2 separate regions of the Homo sapiens genome follow, and region 2 is linked to region 1. The links are chromatin loops, found by intact Hi-C in ENCODE. Cell type or tissue: heart right ventricle. All regions are shown on one strand.

The links. A loop is a pair of places that touch in the nucleus more often than their neighbours do. Peaks named below come from ENCODE experiments on the same cell type or tissue, not always from the same donor. Only the 100,000 strongest peaks of a DNase experiment are listed, where the experiment ranks them.
Region 2: it touches region 1 in a loop (2.0-fold over the local background); 15 of 110 quality-filtered maps call a loop at or near these places.

Annotation. Positions count from the first base shown.
Region 1 is chr3:47,008,389-47,010,888 of GRCh38, forward strand. NBEAL2 (neurobeachin like 2) reads left to right here. Exons shown (of 54, transcript NM_015175.3): 51 at 1-53; 52 at 132-280; 53 at 601-736; 54 at 831-1,313. The coding sequence ends at 932. Among named protein-coding and RNA genes, the nearest start is that of NBEAL2, 30 kb to the left of the region's middle. RefSeq lists a silencer at 732-1,241 and enhancers at 871-1,668, 1,669-2,465. In heart right ventricle, no CTCF peak of the experiment used is centred here; a DNase peak (open chromatin) is centred at 1,083; H3K4me3 peaks cover 1,695 bases; H3K27ac peaks cover 1,907 bases.
Region 2 is chr3:47,153,883-47,156,382 of GRCh38, forward strand. All of the region lies in intron 1 of SETD2 (SET domain containing 2, histone lysine methyltransferase), which reads right to left. Among named protein-coding and RNA genes, the nearest start is that of SETD2, 9.0 kb to the right of the region's middle. In heart right ventricle, no CTCF peak of the experiment used is centred here; no DNase peak of the experiment used is centred here.

The DNA.
Region 1 (2,500 bases):
CCGAAGGCCAGATTGTGGTACAGAGCTCAGCGTGGGAACGTCCTGGGGCCCAGGTATGGGGAAGGGGTGCCCAGCAAAGATGGAGGGGCAGTTGGGATCCTGTCCTTGCTGACACTCCCTGCTTCCTCCAGGTCACCTACTCCTTGCACCTGTATTCAGTCAATGGGAAGTTGCGGGCTTCACTGCCCCTGGCAGAGCAGCCTACAGCCCTGACGGTGACAGAGGACTTTGTGTTGCTGGGCACCGCCCAGTGCGCCCTGCACATCCTCCAACTAAACACGTAAGCCCCCCATTTATGGGTTCATGGCCCCTGAAGGTGGTGGTCATTGGTGTAGGATAAAGGCCCTAGGAACCCACACACCATACATGTTTGTGGGCACATATTTCAAGGTTTGTTACCTGTCCCTTCATCTTCCCATGGGGAGGTCTTGCCCTGGGCCTCCGCTTAGCCACAGTTGTGGGAGATTTCTTTGTGTATAAGAATTTCAATTTAACCATCCTTAAAATGAGGACAGAGAGGGTATATGGGATAAGGGATATCTGCTGGTCGCAAAGCCCCCTTGCAGTCGCAAGTTGGTGTATATCCCCTCTCCCTTCCAGACTGCTCCCGGCCGCGCCTCCCTTGCCCATGAAGGTGGCCATCCGCAGCGTGGCCGTGACCAAGGAGCGCAGCCACGTGCTGGTGGGCCTGGAGGATGGCAAGCTCATCGTGGTGGTCGCGGGGCAGCCCTCTGAGGTGAGGATGGGGCGGGGGTGGGGAGGCCCCTCGAACGGGGCGGGGCGTGGCGCGGCGATCCCAGCTGATCCTACTCAACCCTTACGCCCACCAGGTGCGCAGCAGCCAGTTCGCGCGGAAGCTGTGGCGGTCCTCGCGGCGCATCTCCCAGGTGTCCTCGGGAGAGACGGAATACAACCCTACTGAGGCGCGCTGAACCTGGCCAGTCCGGCTGCTCGGGCCCCGCCCCCGGCAGGCCTGGCCCGGGAGGCCCCGCCCAGAAGTCGGCGGGAACACCCCGGGGTGGGCAGCCCAGGGGGGTGAGCGGGGCCCACCCTGCCCAGCTCAGGGATTGGCGGGCGATGTTACCCCCTCAGGGATTGGCGGGCGGAAGTCCCGCCCCTCGCCGGCTGAGGGGCCGCCCTGAGGGCCAGCACTGGCGTCTGCGGCCGCAGCAGCACTTTTTGCACAGTCTGGGGCGGGGTTCCCCGGCTTCCAAGTCGCTGTTTCGTCAAAGCACGAGGGCCGCCTGTGGCCTTAATTCCTAACGGCGGCCCCGGTTCTCCCTTCTCGGCAATAAACCAGGCCTAGTTTTGTAGCTGCTCCGTCTCCGAGTGTGCGTTCGCGCGCAGCGTCTCGGCCTGCCATGGCCACCGTCCCAGGGTCGCCGTCTGAGTCTGGCCTGGCTCGCGTTCCCCTGGCCCGTGACCCCCTCTGGGCCCACTCGCCCCCCCTCCGCGTGGCCGTCGCTGAACTGGGGCCTCAGTTTACCCGGCAGTGTAGCCCCTGCCCCACATCTCGCCCCGGCTTGTGGTTTCCCCACGATCTCTTCATGGGGTCGCCTTCGCACGCCATTCGTCCACAACCGCAACCCGGCCAGGCGCCCCGCAGGCGCGTTTGCATTCCTTCGCCGGGCAGGGGCGACAACACCCGAGGCCGCGCCCCTCCAGCTCGGCCCTGCCACCTCATTGTCTTGCCTACTTCTTGGGCCGCCCTGTGGCGCCGCTGTGGTCTCGGGGTTGGGGGTGGGGGGCCAGAACCACCCCAGAGAGTCCACGTTGTCTTCCCGGAGGGCTCGGTCCTGCCCTGCTGAGTGGATCCATCCTGGCGGCCACTGGTCATGAGGAGTTGGGGGCAGAGCCCTTGCTGAGCGGAGGGAGCCGGGGGCTGCCTCTCTGTCCCCCATCTCCAGACTCGCGATCCTGCGGGTGTTGTATGTGCTGGTGTCGGCGTGTGCGTGAGAAGTCAGGGGTAGTGTGGGTGTGCGGGGTGGTTGCATTGTGTGTGCGTATTCGTGGGCCTGGAGACAGGTGGGAGGCGGGAGGGGTTCCAGTCCCGCTGCTCAGAGTAGGCTGGGCGGAAGCCAGGCCTGTCTGCTGCTGCGTCCTGGTCACAGGCCCATCCACTATCCAGGATCCTGCAGGGCCCCTTAATGTAAGTGACACAAAGGTACACACCCATATGTGGCAAGGGCTACCAGGTCGCACCCACTTGGCCACAGCACTGGGTTGCTGATTTAGCCATACACATGGGCACATGGTGTGGGATAGATCGGTACCCAATATGTGGTGGTGGATACTGGGGAGCTGGAGGGCCTTCCCGGATGTCTCCTCCATTCCTTCTCCAGGCAAGCTCTCCTTAGTCTAGACGAGGAGCTTCTCTTCCCCAAACCTCAGGAAGTGGGTCCCAGCAGATTCAGCCCTATAGGATCCAGGTAGGACTGAGCGGTCCTATCCTTTGAGTCTCAGGCCCTCTCTGAATTTCTGGATGAAGCAGGATCAACTA
Region 2 (2,500 bases), 150 kb after region 1:
GAAATAAGTACAGATTTTTTAAAAAACTCTAAACAAAATCCCCCAAACACCATCATAACCAGAAAAACTCACTCTGTGGAGAAATACATTTGGAAAGAGACACCTTCCACGTAGCACAATATGCCCTAAGGCTCTTTTAAACTGCCTAATATACTAACCAGACATCTTAAGAAAATCAAACAACTTAACATGGTACATCCATACTACAGAATATTGTTCAACTATTTAAAAAAATAAGCACGTCTTGGCCAGGCGCGATGGCTCACACCTGTTATCCCAGCACTTTGGGAGGCCAAGGAGGGCGGATCATGAGGTCAAAAAATGGAGACCATCCTGGCCAACATGGTGAAACCCCGTCTCTACTAAAAATATAAAAATTAGCTGGGCGTGGTGGTGCGCGCCTGTAGTCCCAGCTACTTGGGAGGCTGAGGCAGGAGAATCGCTTGAATCCAGGAGGCAAAGGTTGCAGTGAGCCGAGATTGTGCCACTGCACTCCAGCCTGGGCAAGAGAGCGAGACTCCATATCAAAAAGAAAGAAAGAAAGAAAGATAAGCATATCTTATATGTAAATGGAAACAAATACAGAATGTAGGAAAAAGGCAGAAAAATACATACAGTAATATGACTCCATTTGTGTAAAAAAATAAAAACCAAAAAAAGGAAAAGATCTCGAAAAATACATTAAGTTCTTGGATATGGTATTTGGAGAGGTGGAGCAGAGAAGAGATACTCAGGGAGGATTTTTACTTTTTCTTCTATAAACATTTGTATTGTCTGACCCTTTTGCAATAAGCATTTATTGTTGTGGTAATTAAAAAAACAAAACATTGGCCGGGCGCGGTGGCTCAGGCCTGTAATCCCAACACTTTGGGAGGCTGAGACGGACGGATCACAAGGTCAGGAGATCGAGACCATCCTGGCTAACATGGTGAAACCCATCTCTACTAAAAAAATACAAAAAATTAGCTGGGCGTGGTGGCGGGCGCCTGTAGTCCCAGCTACTCCGGAGGCTGAGGCAGGAGAATGGCGTGAGCCCAGGAGGCGGAGCTTGCAGTGAGCCGAGATCGCACCACCGCACTCCAGCCTGGGCGACAGAGCAAGACTCCATCTCAAAAAAAAAAAAATCTTAAACATACTATCAGACCCTGTTATTGTTTTTAAAATATCACATTCATGGTTAGTACATAGTAATAAAGTACTTCCAAAACAAATTTAAAGTTATCCTCAGAGATTGAAAAAGACTAAGAGACATGACAATTAAATGCAATGTGTAATACTAGATTGAAAAAAAAAGACATCTTTGGGACAACTGGCAAAATGTATAAATTACATATCAGGTAATAGTAGGGTTACAAATGTTAAAATGTCTGAATTTGATTACTGTATATTGATTATCTAAGACAATACTTGTTCTTAGGTAACACTATCAGATATTTAGGAAAGAAAGATCATGATGCCTGCAATTTACTCTCAAAAGGTTCTGCCAAAAGTAAATAAAACTTTTTTTAAAATATAGAAAGGTAATACAAACGTGGCAAAATTCCAATTACTGGTTAATCTAGGTTAAAAGTACATTATGGGAATTCACTGTGCTATTCTTGCAACTTTCCTGAAAGTTTAAAATTTTTTCAAAATAAAAAGTGTTTTCTGACAGGCGCAGTGGCTCACACCTGTAATCCCAGCACTTTGGGAGACTGAGGTGGGTGGATCACTTGAGGTCAGAAAACCAGCCTGGGCAGCATGGCAAACCCCATCTCTTCAAAAAATACAAAAATTAGCCGGGTGTGGTAGTGTGCACCTGTAGTCCTATCTACTCAGGACACTGAGGTGGGAGGATCGCTTGAGCCTCAGAGGCAGAGGTTGCAGTGAGCCAAGATTGTGCCACTGCACTCCAGCCTGGGTGACAGAGTGAGACCCTGTCTCACACACACATAAAAAAGTGTTTTTTTGTTTTTGTTGTTTTTTTTTTCTGTCAGAAAAACATTCTAACCTGATTTCAGTGACTTAGGTGTAAATGGCTTAGTTTCCAATATAAACTATCTCTCAGGGTTTTACAATAATAGTTCTTAGTGTATTACAAAATCAAGTACTCTACGGTACTCTTGGAAGAATTAACAGAAATGAAGCTAGTCAACTTTTTTAAGAAACTGAGCAAAGAACAATTAGCAAATTGAGCAGCCTCTTAACCAGGATAGGTTCAGAGAGGCTCCAGCAGAGCCACGTAATAGATTTATGGACAGAGAAGCTGGTCAACTTTTGATTCTCAAACCCAGGCTGGCCATCCTGCTTCCATCCAAAACCTGACAATGCTCATGGAACAATGAATATTAGGGTTGAGAAAATTTATTACAAATATCTATTACAGAATAAACTGTAATGTATTAAACAAAATTTTTAAGTGAATAAATTAAATCAACGAGTCACTACAGTGAAAAATGACTGAGAAGATCTGGAAACACCAAAGTCCTGCTAAGGAAACTAGGAAAGTATGACTGATAGA